2 separate regions of the Homo sapiens genome follow, and region 1 is linked to region 2. A link is an interaction called in ENCODE POLR2A ChIA-PET data of the cell type or tissue named here. Cell type or tissue: PC-9. All regions are shown on one strand. Each heading gives the region's core, and the rest is flanking DNA. Links, peaks and the distances in the headings are about the cores only.

Evidence for each region. ChIA-PET counts read pairs that join two places held together with the same protein. Peaks named below come from ENCODE experiments on the same cell type or tissue, not always from the same donor. Only the 100,000 strongest peaks of a DNase experiment are listed, where the experiment ranks them.
Region 1: POLR2A ChIA-PET joins it to region 2 with 5 read pairs; 1 of 35 experiments calls an interaction of 5 or more read pairs at or near these places.

Annotation. Positions count from the first base shown.
Region 1 is chr16:68,561,852-68,570,072 of GRCh38, reverse strand. ZFP90 (ZFP90 zinc finger protein) reads right to left here. Exons shown (of 5, transcript NM_001305203.2): 5 at 2,942-7,029. The coding sequence ends at 5,375. Among named protein-coding and RNA genes, the nearest start is that of ZFP90, 27 kb to the right of the region's middle. In PC-9, for the core only: no CTCF peak of the experiment used is centred there; no DNase peak of the experiment used is centred there; H3K4me3 peaks cover 403 bases.
Region 2 is chr16:67,719,154-67,727,374 of GRCh38, reverse strand. RANBP10 (RAN binding protein 10) reads left to right here. Exons shown (of 14, transcript NM_020850.3): 13 at 1-48; 14 at 817-4,305. The coding sequence ends at 947. It overlaps GFOD2 (Gfo/Idh/MocA-like oxidoreductase domain containing 2), which reads left to right and starts at 8,059. Exons shown (of 3, transcript NM_030819.4): 1 at 8,059-8,212. RefSeq lists a silencer at 8,142-8,191. In PC-9, for the core only: no CTCF peak of the experiment used is centred there; a DNase peak (open chromatin) is centred at 3,934.

The sequences.
Region 1 (8,221 bases), core at 2,072-7,071, 840 kb before region 2:
AGCACACACACACACACACACGTATACACACACACATATAATTTGAGATGAGAAAAATACATGTTACTATGCTAATGGGAAAGATCCAGTAGACGAAAAAAAAAATAAATGCAGGAAAGAGAACAACTGTAGGAATTATGCCCTAGTTTAAGGATGGGATCTAATACACTAGAGGACGACTTGATCTTAGGTAAGAGAACAAAGTGTCAACCATAGCAACAGAAAGAATGCAAGAATAAGATGCACAGAGAAGAGGAATTATCTTCTGATTCCTTTTTTAAAAAAATTATTTTTTTGAGACCACGTTATGAGACTCATTTTTTTTTGCATTTTTGGTAGAAACAGAGTTTTGCCATGTTGCCCAGACTGGTCTCGAACTCCTGGGCTCAAGAAATTCGCCCACCCAGCCTCCCAAAGTGTTGAGATTAAAAGTGTGAGTCACTGCACCTGGCCTCTTCTGATTCCTTTTCTTGTTCTCAGTTAACTAGGAAATAAGGTCACCAGCTGAGTGAGGACTGGGCGAAGTGCTGCAGAGGTTAAAGAGAGAAGTCATAAAATAGCAACTTAAAAGAGTGGGACAATGACTGGATAGGAAAACAAATGCTGGAGGATAGCATACAAGAAAAGTGGGACTAATCAGCTGGGCGCACTGGCTCACGCCTGTAATCCCAGCACTTTGGGAGGCCGACACAGGCAGATCATGAGGTCAGGAGTTCAAGACTAGCCTGACCAACATGGTGAAACCCCATCTCTACTAAAAATACAAAAAATAGCTGGGCATGGTGGTACGTGCCTGTAGTCCCAGCTACTCAGGAGGCTGAGGCAGGAGAATTGCTTCAACCTGGTAGGCGGAAGTTGCAGTGAGTTGAGATCATGCCACTGCACTCCAGCTTGGGTGACAGAGTGAGACTCCATCTCAAAAAAAAAAAAAAAAAAGTGGGACTAATTGTCATAGTTGTTTTTCTTCAGCCACATTTAGCTGGATGGATATAGGAGTGGAATAGGCAGCTCTAGGCTCTTCTTTATTGTTTCGCCAGATGCTCTGGTTCCTTCATTTAAAAACTGTATGTTAAATTATAAGAATATGCCATGATTGACTGGGCACAGTGGCTCACACCTGTAATCCCAGCACTTTGGGAGGCCAAGGAAATGGATCACTTGAGGCCAGGAGTTCGAAACCAGCCTGGCCAACATAGCGAAAACTCATCTCTACTAAAAATACAAAAATTAGTCGGGTGTGGTGGTGCACACCTGTGGTCCCAGCTACTTGGGATGCTGAAACATGAGAATCACTTGAACCTGGGAGGTGGAGGCTGCAGTGAGCTGAGATCGTACTGCTGCACTCCAGCCTGGGTGACAAGGCAAGACCCTGTCTCAAAAAGAATATGCCATGACTTATTGTTAACCTATTCACTTCCCAGTATTTCTGTTGTGTTCATATTTTTACTCTTTAAAACACTGCCTCAATAAACATCTTTGTGTGTGTCTCTTTTCCTCACAAGGGAGAATTTCTAGTCTAGGATATGTATCTCCTAGTGGTATTGCTGAGACATGAGATATGCTTAGCTTTGATTTTACTGGATATTGCCAAATTACTCCCCAAAATAATTATACCAAGTTACCCTCTTGCCAGCAGTGTATAAAAGTTCTAATTCCCCTCTGCCAGATTTCTCAATTTTTGCCAGCCTAATTGGTAGGAAACAGTATTACATTGTTTTATTTTGCAATATTCTGACTTCAAGATTGAGCATCTTTTCATTTACCTACCAGTCTTCTTTGTCTAGCAATCAATCTCCACTCAATTGCTCACTTAAAACACTATATCACTATATTAAGTATCTACCATATGCCTGGCATTAATTAGCAGGGTAATAAAAAGAGCTATCAAAACAGACATGGACTCTTGCCTTCCTGGAACTCACCATCTAGTGTAGGAAAAAGAAAACCAAATAATCACAAATACAAACTGTGGTAACATGGAGGACATTAACAGTAATCCATGAAAATTTTTAAAAGGGAGACCAATGTAATTGAAATAGGAGAGTCAGCAAAACCTTTCCTGAAGCACCATTTGCATTTTAACAGATGAGTAGGAATTAACCACCTTAGTATTTTTAAAAAGTGCTCAATCTTGAAGTCAGAATACTGCAAAGTGAAAAGCCTACTGCAGCTATTAAAAAAACCAAGCATCACCACCATCAATATGCCTAAAAGTGCAGAAGTCTTTTCTCATCTTCCATGGAGGTGCGCTAGATGCTCTGGCAGGTAAAAGTATATCATACATATTTTAGGTTTCTTTAATGCAAGCAACAAACATAAAAAATTAGCTTGAGCAAAAAGGAGAAACTGTTGGACTGATGGGGAGCTTCCTGAATCCCAAGGAGAGCTTCAGAAATTGAGCCAGGTCTAAGGACATCAGGAAATAGAAACAAGAACACCATCATGTCAACCTTGTCCTCTCCTACTTCCCATCTCTGGTAAGAAATCAGGTTCCAGGAAGCTCTAGGCCTTTATCTTTTGGCCTAGCAACACAAAAGCCCAAAGTAGGGCTCCTTCCAGCTCTACTTGGAAAAAATTCTGGCAAAGGACTCTGATTAGCTGAACTAGGTCTCATGCCTGCCCCTAAAACTATCAGTGAGCCCCAGGGACATCCTGATTTAGGTTCCTACAGTCAATACAATCAGATTGTTGCAAGAGGAAAAGGGGGAAAATGCTGGGCAAAGACAAGAACTACCACCACACCGCTAACCAGAAGTTATAAGGATTGAATGACAGATGTGAAACACCTAGCACAATGTCTTTAAAGTAGTAAGCATTCAATAAATGGTAGCTATTAACTCACCTGGCTGTGATGAGTTTAGCAGTTAATTCCTCCCTCTTGGTGCACCACTCTTTAATCTTAGCCAAGTTCTGAAAATTGAAAACGACAAACTGACTCCCATTCAACTCAGAAGGCTATTTATTGAAAGAATACAATGATGTTACAAGGATGCATTTCACGTAGCCCTAAAAGGCTGGGTATCCATAAGTGCATGGTTCATGGCTGTTGGGACTAAGAAAGCCTTCTGGTCAATGAGCCACACATATGTCCTGGGCTCCCTCCCTGTCAATGAAGATGTGCTGAGTTTCAGAGTGGTGGCTGGATCTAGGCCAAGCACCAAACACAAACCAGTACTCTCCTTTGGGTCTTCTGGAACTAAGGTTTTATAAACTTCCGTAACAGTGGGGGCAGCACTCAGTTGGTTACAATTCATGCCATTCCTGAAAGTAGTCCACTATGGGGATCCCCAAACAACCAGTAGCATAATGAGTTCCTGACAGGCATCCTAGCCAATCAGTAGGGAGGGTCTGAGTAGAATTACCCATTGTCAAACTATGTATCAGATAATAGAAGCACAGCCTTGGCATTGTGTGTGAGCTAATCATGGTGCACCATAAACAAGGTGTTTTGGATGGTCAGCATCTCAGAAGGGCAGATCTGCCATTGAATATTCCATTTTGCATCACAGAGGAGAGACTAATTGAGCTACACATATTACATTTCAGCCCCCATGCACAATTTTTTCCCTGCAAAGAATGAAGAATACTTGGGTGCTGCTGCATGCCATCCATGATGAGAGAAAGGCAATGAATCCTGCTATGTGGCATGCAAAGAATCCAGTAGGAAAGGTTCACCATCAATACGACCAATATCTTGCCCCATGATTCATATTTAGGGCTGGGAAAATTTATCTATCTTTGGGAGGCAGCTCTTGTGTAAAAGGAATCAATGTCCAGTTGTGCCCAAATTGGTCTGCATGGTCAATGTCAACACACCAACAAAGGTTCTGGAAGTTCCTTTAGGATAGCCCATGGGAGTCATTAGGGGATGGAGCAGGCCACTGAAGCTTAGCTGATGCTTTACTAATAGAAAAGCATTATACAACTAAAATAAATTGATGTGTGTGTGTCTTGCTCTGTTGCTCAGGCTGGAATGCAGTAGTGTGATCTCAGCTCACTGCAGTCTCTGCTCCCGGGTTCCAGTGATCCTCCCACCTCAGCCTCCTGAGTAGCTGGGACTACCACTGCATGCCACCATGCCCAGCTAATTTTTGGATTTTTTTTTTTTTTTAAAGAGATGGGGTTTCACCATGTTGTCCAGGCTGGTCTTGAACTCCTGGGTTCAAGCAGTCTATCTGCCTTAGCCACCCAAAGTGCTGGGATTACAGGTGTGAGACACCATACCTAGCCAAGTTAATTTTTTTAATGGTGAAATCTTTTCTTTGCACATAAAATGAGCCAGTGCATGTTGCTTCTCTGAGTACAAGGCAAAATTTATGGCAATGGGCAATTAGACTTAACTTTTCTGCAAGAAAATTAACGGGAAAATTCTCCTCTTAGTTTTCTGTTGTTTTCCCATTGATCTGATACTGTAGGCTTAAGAAAGTGCTTTTTCATGGGCATGCCATAAAAAGTACAATAAGGGGACTTAATAGTTCTGTGAAACTGGCATATGTTAGCTGAAAGTATAATTGTAACTGGGAAAAGGGGAAAAAAGTCACTAGTAGTTCAACCATCTACAGTTTCTGTTAAATTGTGGTTTGTAAGCCTCCAAGAAGTTGCTTTAAATAGTTTGTGATAAATTTGCATACATTTTGCTCCCACTTATACTTTTAAGAATTCTCAAAGTGTCCAACCCATAGGTGCCCATTAAATGTTTGTGTATCTGATACATCTTAAAATTTATTTTAAAGCCCTCTGAGTCCAAAAATAACCTTTTCACTGGCAAGGCCATGGGGCCCCAAATCCAGGAAACCTGCATTTTTAACCCAGCTTTACCCTTATAGGCTGTATCATACTGTGGAAACCACTTCACATCTTTGGCTTTCAGTCTTCATCTGTACAATGAAGTGGTTGGGCTAGTTGATCTAATTCTTTGAATGGTGACTTCCTGGAGTTGGAACTGGTTTCCATGGTGAAGTTAATGTAAGAGCTGCAGTTGAGTGCAGTTGTCAAGCAATTTTTAAAATGGGTTTTGGTCATTACTGCAGGAATTTGCTTTTTAAAAAAGCTGTTGACATTGGGGGTCACAAGTCAAGATGTTGAAACTTGATGATATCCTGCATACATATATTCAAAAGCAAAGTCCAACATACAGGCATATCATCCCCAACCAGCTACATACATGTAGCTGTTTTTACACTAGTCTGTAATCAGATCTGAGAATGTGTCTTTATGTTAAAAAAAAAAAATCTGTCTACTGGCAGTTTTCTCCACACACAACGTATAAACACACACGTAATTCATTACATTCCCAAGCTCTCTAAGAATCCTCTGATCCTGAATCAGAACATTTTAGCTAAAGCATTCTGCAAATTCCTTAATTTCACGGTTCCTAGAGTTTATTTCGAGTATGAATTCTCTGGTGTTTAGTAAGAGCTGAACTTCGGCTGAAGTTTTTCCCACATTCCTTACAAGAATAGGGTTTTTCTCCAGTATGAATTCTCTGATGATCATGCAGGTTGGTTTTTTTTCGGAAGGCTCTCCCACATTCATTACATTCATAGGGCTTCTCTCCAGTATGAGTTCTCTCATGCTGAATGAGAGATGAACTTTGACTAAAGGCTTTCCCACAGTCAATACATTCATAGGGTTTCTCTCCAGTGTGGGTTCTCTCATGTTGAGTAAGCGATGAGCGTCGACTAAAGGCTTCTCCACACTCATTACATTCATAGGGTTTCTCTCCAGTATGAATTCTGTGATGCTCTATGAAACTTGTACTCCTTTTGAAAGCTTTCCCACATACATTACATTGATAGGGTTTCTCTCCAGGATGAGAAATAGCTTGCTGACTAAAAGCCTGCTCACAATCATAGGGGTTCTCTGCAGTATGGATCCTCTGATGGTCAGTAAAGTCTGTAATGTGACTAAAGTCTTCCCCACAGTCATTACAATGGTAGGATTTCACTTCGGTAAGAGTGCTTTCATCTTGAGTGAGAGATGTGCTGTGCTTGAAATCTATGCTGTAGTTACTGCTTTGGTAAGGTTTGCCTCTCTTATGAATCCTCATATGTTTATAAAGGGATGGGCTCTGACCAAAAGCCCTCCCACATATGCTACATTCAAAAGGTTTCTCTCCAGTATGAGTCCTCTCATGTTGGACAAGGGAAGAACATCGACTAAAGGCTTTCCCACATTCCTTACACTGGAAGGGCTTCTCTCCACTGTGTGTGACCTCGTGTTGAGTGAGGGATGTGCCATGCCTAAAGGACCTCCCACATAGATTACATCGATAGGGTTTCTCTCCAGTGTGAATTCGCTGGTGTTGAACAAGGGAGGAGCTGCGCTGGAAGGCTTTCCCACAGAGACTACACTGATAGGGTTTCTCTCCGGTATGAGCATTCTCATGCTGACCAAGAGATGAGCTATGCCTGAAGGCCTTTCCACATACATTGCATTCAAAGGGTTTCTCCCCAGTGTGAATTCTCTGATGCTCAGTAAGCTGTGTCTTCCAGAGAAAGGTTTTCCCACAGTCGGTACATTCATGGTGTTTCTTTCCAGGATAAATTCCTTGATCTGTTCCATTAGGGAAAGCTCCCTCTCCTTTATGTGTTTTCTCATGTTTAGTAAGCGATGATCTATGAATAAAGGCTTTTCTACATTTATCACACTTATAGGGTTTCTTTTTTGCAAGAATATTATTCTCATTAAGTAAGTCTGCATTATGTCCCAAATTGCTTCCAAGGGTCTCACATTCACTAGGCCTTATTCTTGCAGGAATGTTCAGTTGTGTAACCAAATTGGTGTTCAATCTAGAATTTTCACCAAATTTATTTTGCTCAAAATTTTCTTGTGGTGTAATTATTTTCTTCTGGGTGGATGCCTCTGATCCCAGATGTCTCTTCCAGTTTTCCTGTTGCCTGTCTAACTGGCTGCTAACATCCCAGGAGTCTTCTAATGTAGCATGTAAGAGATCATGTGTGCAGTGGGATACTTCTGATACATCCTGCTGCAAATGTGATGATTTGACTTCAGGCCTGGTCTTCCAGTCTGAAAGAAATCCAAAGTACAAAAGTCCCCTATTCCTTCCTGTTGAAATACACTGCTAGAGTAGGAATGAAGAAAGACATATAAGTTACATATGACTCTGTTTTGAAATTACTCCTGTATCCTGAGAAGACGACCCAAAATGGAGAAAAGGAAAAGTGAAGAAATGATAGCAAAGACTGCAGATTCAGAGTATGTGGTAAGTCCAGAGAATGAGGAAAGCCCATCTAGGAGGGTTGGTTAGAAAATAAGGAAATAAGTGAGCAGGACTGTGTTAGGCACAGATACAAATGGAACAGGATCACAGCCCATCTTAGGATCCTATATGCTCTCCATGCCTCCTATCCTTTTATAAACCACCACAAAATCTGTCTTCCTAATATATCCATTTCATAATTTCTTTACTGTCAACTCTCAGGTTCCAGGTCTCCAAATGCTGCAGAGAAAATCTGTACCCAGTGATACAACTGAAAAGATTATTTGAAATACTGCATTTTCTCAGTTTGTAAAGTATAACCCTTGGAGATCAAGGAGGTCCTTGATCAGGAGGCAAATCATCTTTGTCTTTACAACTGGTACTGTGGTTTTCATCTATTTGAGCTCCGGTTCTACACTAATTACCTCCTTTGACCAAAAAATTTATTTCAATCTGGCTAATAAATTGATCTTTAAGTCCCTGTTTTTACTTCAGAACACTGATACAAGCAAATTGATTTTTAGGGTTTAAGAACGATAACCTTTAAAAACTAAGGGCAGAGAGCTTTTTGGAGTGATGGAAATGTTCTATGTCAATAGGAATTTGGGTTAGGCAAGTGAATGCATTTGTCAAAACCAACTGGATGGTACATATAAGACTTGTACATTTCACTGCATATAACATTTTCTTTTAAAAACTGAAAAAAATTGAATTCTAGTTAACGACATACATACTAAAAGTGTAGGGGTGAAATGTAATTATGCCTGCAACTTACTTGGAAATGCATCAAAAAGTAAGATGGATTGATAGATGGCTAAAGAAATACATGATAAAGCAAATAAAACACATGTTAACAAAGCAAATAAAATAACATGTTAACAACAACAAATGTGATAATCTTGGTGGTAGGTATGTGGTATTGACTGTAAAATTTTTTTCAACTTTCCTATTTGAAAATGTTCCTAATAAAATGTTGAGAGAGGAAATCACAATAAGACC
Region 2 (8,221 bases), core at 1,153-6,152:
CCATCCAGAGGGAACCTGTGTGTGCTGCCCTCAACAGCGCCATTTTAGGTGAGTGAATCTATTTATTATTATTATTAGAGACAGAGTCTGCTCTGTAGCCCAAGCTGGAGTGCAGTGGCACAATCTTGGCTCACAGCAATCTCCACCTCTGCCTCCTGGGTTTAAGCAATTTTCGTGCCTCAGCCTCCTGAGTAGCTGGGACTAAGGTGCGTGCCACCACGCCTGGCTAGTTGTTGTATTTTTAGTAGAGACGGGTTTTGCCATGTTGGCCAGGTTGGTCTCGAACTCCTGGCCTCAGGTGATCTGCCCGCCTTAGCCTCCCAAAGTGCTGGGATTACAGGTGTGAGCCACCATGCCTGGCCTAGGTGAGTGGATCTAACAAAAACAGAAGCTAGCCCATAGCTACCTGGGTGGTTCCCAACCCCCACCCCAATTGGCCCCAGAAAGAGCTGATGTTTATCCACACTGGGGCAGCAAGCTCTGTACAGGCCCTCTCTGGTGACTCATAGGACTCCTGGGCTCCCATGGTTGAACCTAAACCTTGACCTCTGTCTGCCCAGCTGAGTTCATGATGGGTCCTAGGCCATGGCAGTAGGCCCAGGCCAGCCCAGCGCTCTACATGGGGCTAAGGTCCTCAGGTTCCTGGCATGACTTCAGGGCCATGGCCTGGTGGCTGGGACACACTTACACAGAGGTACTGAACACTCTGTTCCAAGAGAATCTGTCCACTGCCCCCTCCTTCCACCCCCAAGGGAACTTTGACCTGGGCCCAAGCCCTGGGCAGGCCAGTGACCAGGCCTTGTCTTTCCTCCACAGAGTCCCAGAACCTGCCAAAGCAGCCCCCTCTGATGCTCGCCCTGGGCCAGGCATCTGAGTGTCTCCGGCTCATGGCCCGAGCAGGCCTGGGTTCTTGCTCCTTTGCCAGAGTTGATGACTACTTGCACTAGCTGACTGTGCTGGCTGGCTCTGGCTGGCCCTCCACTGGCCCCAGGGCTGGAGCTGCCCTGCCCTCCATAGGCAACTGGTGCAGGGACTGGGAAACCATAGACAGAGTCCACTCCTCCTGCCTGGCCTTTCCCCCTCTCCCTTTCCTTCCTTCCTTCCTTTCTCTGCCCACCACCCCGCTCAGTCTCTCTCTCTCTCCCCTTCACGTGCAGCGGCCTGTAACACAGTATTGGCTGGTTACTCTCATGTAGCGCCTTCTATTTTGAAAGGGGGGTTTTGTTTTGAGGAGGGGTTGGGGTTTTTAAATTTTTTTCTCCTGACTGAGCCACCAGTATTTATCTCTGGAGAGTTTGTGCTGAGCTGGTTTCTGCTAATTTAGTGATGAAGCCTATCCAAGTTGGTGATAGCTTATTATTTTCATAAGTAAAAAACAAATGAGATTATATATATATATATAAAAATATATATATTAAAAAAAAAGACAGTATTTATCGTAGCATTAGTGGTCCAGCACCTCTTGGGTGAGGCTGTCCAGGCACCATGTTTTCTTTGAGTCCAACTCATTAAAAAAGAAGAATCTCTGTCACCTCAGCCAAGTGATTTATTTTTTGCTCCCCCTTTTTTGAGTCACAGGCCGAGCTGCAGCCTAGGAAACCCAAATAGGGTTTGGTGGGCCACTTAGTGGGCATGGTTACATTGGTTTATAGCATCCCAAGAACTGTAGATCCCTAGGCCCCTGAGAGCTGGACAGAGCAGAGAACTACAGGGCCAAGGGTCCAGAGAAGTGATAACTTGGCCCAGGGCCACACAGCAGAGGTAGAGGGTCCTTGGCCAGCACACTATCTACCACTCTACCCCACCTCCCACTGCCTGCCTTGCTCCCCTTTCCTCCCTTTTCAATACCCTATCTTCCCTTGTTGTTAAGATGGCCAAATAATACATTTACTCTAAATTGATTGCCTGGAAACTACCTGCCTTCGTCCTGAGAGCTTCTGTGTGTCAGGCTGCTGGAAAGAAGACTCCATTCCCAGGACAGAGGCCCTTGAGTACAGGGGCTGCTTTCTTCCTGCCTAGATCTTCACCATCTCTGCACAGCTCTGAGAGAATGGATGCTTTCTGTTGAGAAACCAGTACCTTGTGGAGGCAGGTTCTTGGGCTGCTACTCCAGGGAGTGGATGGAATCCTTGGTCCCCTAGGCCAGACTTCACTGCCACTGTGCCAGACAGCTCCCTGCAGCTGGGCCCTAGCCACTCTTAGGAAAGACTATTGGGAGTATTTGCTGGCCAGAGAATGGGACTCTATCAGCTTTACACATGTCCCACCAGCTGTTTCAGATAGATCCTTACAGCTGGCAGAGTAAAAGTGGTCCCGCTACCATTGGGGAATCAGGAAAGGAAAGACTGAGATGGTTGCCAGGACTTGGGGTGGCCCACCTGTGGAGAGGACTGGCTGCCCTGGAGGAGGAAAGGGAGGAAGTCTACACAGAGGAGCACCAGGACGGCTGGAATTTCCATATGTGCTTCACATTGTGAGGGGAGTGCACAAGCCGCCCATGCAAAGAGTAGGGTCAGCCATGGCAAGGCCGGAAGTTGAACTTTCAGTCCCTGCCTGAATCTGGGCTTTGCAAGCTCCTGCTCCATATTGGTGGACATGGGAATGGTTGGTGTGGCCTGAGATACCCATTGCTCACCAGGCCTCACTGGGCCCACAGCTGGGCAACAAGAAAAATGTTTGAATTGGACCAACTGCTGGTGATGGGGCCAGGGCCCTGGGCCCTGTGCTGTCAGAATTCTGCCTTGGGAAATGATCCTATAGCTGCTGCTTTTTCTTGGTCCTTGGGGCTGGCAGACCCATAGACCATGGCCTGTTAGGAGGCGTCCTGTCTGTAAAGGAAATTCATCTCTTGTGACAGCCTGGGGCTACCTAGCTCCCAAACCCAGAAGTTGGAGACATCAGGCTGTTTAAATGATCATAGCCTAGCAGGATTGGATTAAAACCACAGGCTTTTGCAGCTGGAATGGGGTTCAGTGAACATCTCCCCCATTCCTCTCTTGCTACAAATAAGGAAACAGGCCCAGGAGATTAAGTGACTTGGCTAAAGTCACATAGCAAATTAGTAGCAGAGCCGGGACTATCCCTTATCCCTGTGGGTTGGGCAACACTATTTAGTCCTGAAACCGAATGGCAGATAAACCCCATGAGGGGTCAGGCTGATGTGCCCTCCAGCAGTATCTGAGAAGCTGCTACCTTCAGGGGTGTGTCAGGGATGAGGACGGGTGCCTGAGCTTAGGTTGTGGAGTGGCTGAGAGGGCCCAGGAGGGCTCGGGACAGCTGTGTGCTGCATGGGGTTGGGTGTCTGCCTGGCTCGCACTTGGTACCCATGGCCACCTCCCCATTTTCTGTGCCTTATCTCACTGTTTCAGCTGAGTCCAAGTTGTTTACTCTGTTCCTCTCCAGAGGGGCTCTCTGTCCCAGTTGGGCAGCTCACCTTTGGGACATAAGCCTTTGCCCCACAAGCTGTGGAGAGGGCCAAAACCAAGCTGCTTGAGCCCACTCTCTTGCTGAGAGTCCAGGCCTGCCTGCCTGCCAGCCAGAGGTGCCCCTTATGCACATCCAGTCCTACCAGCCTGCTTCCAGGAGCCTAGAGTGGGAAAGGCACCTGGGGGAGCCCTGGTGAAGGGCTGGACCTGACCCATGGAGGCAGGAGGAAGACCTGGCTTTCTTGGTTTGTCCGGCCCTGGGGAGCAGCCTTCCCTACTCACTTTCCCCTTGCGGCACCAAATGGTCACTCCTTCCAGAGCAAAAACTGGCACTCATAGCAAGCCAGAACCCCCATCCCCATCCTCATGGGTCTGTGGCTGGGTGCAGGCCATCAAAATGGACACCACGAGACAGAAGTGGGGACTGCCTGGCCACCTAGCGCCTTCCCACTCCTTAAGCAAGCACAAAGAAGATGAGGCAGAGAATTGTCAGAGCTGAAAGTTCCTTTGGTTGCTCACAACTCAGGTATGCACCCATGTGGCAGCCAGGCAGCGGAGCCCTACTAGACTGCCAGTCTCATGCACCCAGACCTGTGGCCAGATTGTGGCCTCTGGCTGCCTCAGGCATTTTCCTCTTTGCATTGGGTTTTCCTGCATTAGTAACTACAGCTGCAACAGACATCCTCCACATTGTGCACACTGGTTTTGCCTTTGTCCTCAAGAGTTGATACTTGGCATTAGCATGAAACTTGTGGGTGTGGGAGGATGGAGAGAGAACTCTAACACAAAACATCTTATTAAAATTGTACTTGAGAGACAAAAAAAAAACTCTGTTGTATTTTGACAGAATTATTTTTATTAAAATACACATCCATGAGCAGTCATGTGTGTCTGGTCTCTGTTTTGAGTCTTACTGAGGTTGGCACCCCTTCTGTGACACATCCTGTCCTAAAGGATTTGGGCCCTTCCCAGCCTCTCAAGTGCCCAGGCCCTCAGGTGCCTTCTTCAAGGACCTTTGAAACTGTGTATTTGTAAGACCCCAAAGAGGACAGGTACTTAAACCTCAGTTCTCTCTTGAAACGGCTTTCTTCTTATACAAGGAAAAAGTAGCAAATTCAACTAAAGAGCCTGGGCACAGTGGCTCACGCCTATAATCTCAGCACGTTGGGAGGCTGAGGCAGGTGGATCCCTTGAGCTCAGGAGTTCGAGAACAGCCTGGGCAACATGGCAAAACCCCATCTCTACAAAAAATACAAAAATTAGCTGGGCATGGGGGCGCATTCCTGTGGTCCCAGCTATTCAGGAGGCTGAGGTGGGAGGATCACTCGAGCCCAGGAGGTCAAGGCTGCAGTGAGTTGAGATCATACCACTGCACTCCGGTCTGGGTGACAGAGTGAGACCCTGTCTCAAAAAAAAAAAAAAAAAAAATTCAACTAAATAAAGGTGGGCCACAGGAACTTTTCCCCACAAAAATAAGGTATTAAGAATACATTTCAGAGCCAGGTGCAGTGGCTCACCCTGTAATCCCAGCACTTTGGGAGGCCAAGGCAGGCAGATCACCTGAGGTCAGGAGTTTGAGACCAGCCTAGCCAACATGGTGAAACCCCGTCTCTACTAAAAGTACAAAAATTAGCCAGGCGTGGTGGCGGGCGCCTGTAATCCCAGCTACTAGGGAGGCTGAGGCAGGAGAATCGCTTGAACCTGGGAGGCAGAGATTTCAGTGAGCCAAGATCACACCATTGCACTCCAACCTGGGTGACGAGTGAAACTCCATCTCAAAAACAACAACAACAACAACAAAAACATTCCAGGGCCAGGTGCATTGGCTCACGCCTGTAATCCCAGCACTTTGGGAGGCCAAGGCAAGAGGATCGCTTGACCCCAGGAATTCGAGGCCAATCTGGGCAACATAGACCCTGCCTCTACAAAAAATAGAAAAAATTAGCTGGACATGTTGGTGTCTGCCTGTGGTTCCAGCTTCTCAGGAGGCTGAGGCTGGAGGATTGCTTGAGCCTGGGTGGTTGAGGTTGCAGTGAGCCATGATTGCGCCACTGCACTCCAGCCTGGATGACAGAGCAAGGCCCTGCCTAAAAAAATAAAAAATAAAATTCCAAATATGCTCGCCTCAAATACTGCACAGTCAGAAAGTTTTCTGGGGGTACCTCTTTTGAGAGTTTGTTTTTGGGTTTTTTTTTTTTTTTTTTTTTTTTGAGACAAAGTCTTGCTCTCTCTCCCAGGCTGGAGTGCAGTAGCATGATTATGGCTCACTGCTACCTCAACCTCCCAGGCTCAAGTGATCCTCCCACCTCAGCCTCCCAAGTTGCTAAAACTACAGGTATGTGTCACCATGCCTGGCTAAGTTTTGTATATTTTATAGAGAAGTTTCACCATGTTGGCCAGGCTGGTCTCGAACTCCTGGTCTCAAGCAATCCTCCTGCCTTGGCCTCCCAAAGTACTAGGATTACAGGCGTGAGCCACGGCACCCAGCCTGACGGGTATTGAAATTAGCTTCCTGTCTCTTGCCTGAGGAGCAAGAGCTTGTTTCAAAATCCTCGCACCGTTTACTGTGTTAACATGGAAAGTTAACCTCTTTCTCCGAGACTGTTTCCCCATCCTTAAAACATGGTAAATCCTTCTGCCCCGTGGAGGTAGAGGATTATGGCAGATATACAGCAGTGTTTGGCACACAGGGATACACACAGTACACATGAGCATCCTTCCTCCATGAGGATGCCCAGTGGTGTGACTGGCCCACTCCTGCCTGCCCTGTCCCCGAGGCACCAGGGTTTTATGCAGAGGAGGGATACGGTAGATCATGCTGGTGTCCACCTGAAGGTGGTACTGGAGACAAATTGGAGCAAAAGAACCCAGGTAGGAGGCTGCAAAGAGGGCAGGTTTGAGAAAGATTTAGGAGAGAATTGGAGGTACAAGATGAATAACTGAATGTGAGGGAAATAGGAGAAGCAAGAGACAAGGCAAATGCAGACTTTGGTTGGGGGTGATGGGATGGATAATAGTACCACAAAATAACACAGAACAGAAGGGGGCAGGCAGTGGCTAAAAGTCACTGGAATTGGGAGGTTTGCCAGTAAATTAGGGGAGGTTTGCCAGTAAAAAAGTCACTGGAATTGGGAGGTGGTCCAGTAAATTAGGAAAACTGTCTTATGGATGTTCACAGTGATCGCCACCAGCTAATTAAAAGCTCAATCCTGTGTTAAAATGTGTTGCTTAACCCTGCACTTTCCAAACTTAAGTTACTACAGACTGTGTCACTCAGCAGAATCTTACAGGACTATTACTCTATAGAATGCTCTTAGGGAAGAGGTAGCATAAAGGGGAAAATATGGGTTTTAGATTAAGCATAAAGTCCTGGTTCTATATAAGTAAAGCCAGAGTAGGCTCATTTCCCCCTAGACTAGTGGTTCTCAACTGGGAATGATTTTGCTCCCAGGGAGACACTTGGCAATGTCTGGAGATATTTTTGGTAGTCACAACTGGGCTTGGGGTGCTACTGGCATCTACTGGGTAGAGCCAGGGATGCTGCCAAACATCCTACAATGCAGACAGCTCCCCCCACCCCTGCCCAACAAAGAATTATCAGGTCCAAAATGTCAATAGTGCCACTGTTGAGAAATCCTACTCAAGAAGAGTGGAACTCCGAACAATGACTAAGAAACAGATCAAACAGGCACATTTTGACTCTGCCTTCCTTCTGCCTGGCTCTAGAGGATCCAGGAGAGAAAGGATAAAATCCCATCAGAAGAGGGGGGGTTTAGGGGTTACAACTTCTCATCACTTTGGAAGCCTTCCATGCTCCTCACAGAGGTGGTAGGAGTCCTGTCTCCGCTCAAAGCAGGGATAGCTCTGCTGCTAGTTAGCATATCTCAGTAGGAACTGCCTCACGCTTAGGTCAGCTGACATATTCTGTCACCACAGGCTGCTCTGGAATGATGGCTGGGAGATCATCCTAATGCCAGCTGAGTGGGGATCTTGATACTCAGCAGGAGGGTCAGACAAGCAGGGACGGGGGCTCCCCATGCAGATACAAACCCCAATCACATTTCCTACACAGGCAGTTTTATTCTAAGGTCTAACGGCTTCCTTACTCTAGCGGATAGTTTGCTATTTGGTGGGGCATAGGCTTCAGTAAAGAGGCCAAGGGGACTGAGGTTACAGTCTTGAAGAGCACTGATATTTAAGGAACAATCAAAAAACATCCAGAGGAAGAGGAGCCCAGACAGGCACCTGAGAAAACGGAAAAACGAGTCACTGGGGGTCAGGGAGCCAGGAAGTCCGACGAGTTCGAGAGAACTGGCCTTCTGCAGATATGTCCTTGTCCAACACGAAACCGTCTTTCATTCCAGGACAACTGAGGCTACCCACAGCTACCAAAACCTGGTCCCTGACGCCGGTCAGCGGACCGGAGAGAAGCCAAGCTTAGGAAACTGCCGCCTCCGCCGCCGGAAATGAATAACCTGAGCCTCCTAGCCAGGCTGCTTAAGCTCCGCCCCCAAAAAGCGAGCATGCGCAGCTCCCGGCTACGGCCCCTCCCAGCGCAGGCCCATCCCCGTTATGGAGCATGCGCAGTCCTCCTGCCGTCCCGCCCCTCCCTTTCCAGAGCCCCCAGTTCCTTAGAAACCAGGCGGCGCGTTCCCGGTGGCGGCGCCCTGGACTCCCGGGCCCGCGCATCCCCGCCAGCCTTCCTTAAGGCGGATGGGTGGCCCCCGAGACCCCGTCGGACCCATGGTTTCCAGTGCAGCGCGGAGTGGGCGATGCCAGCGTGCCAGGTGAGAGGC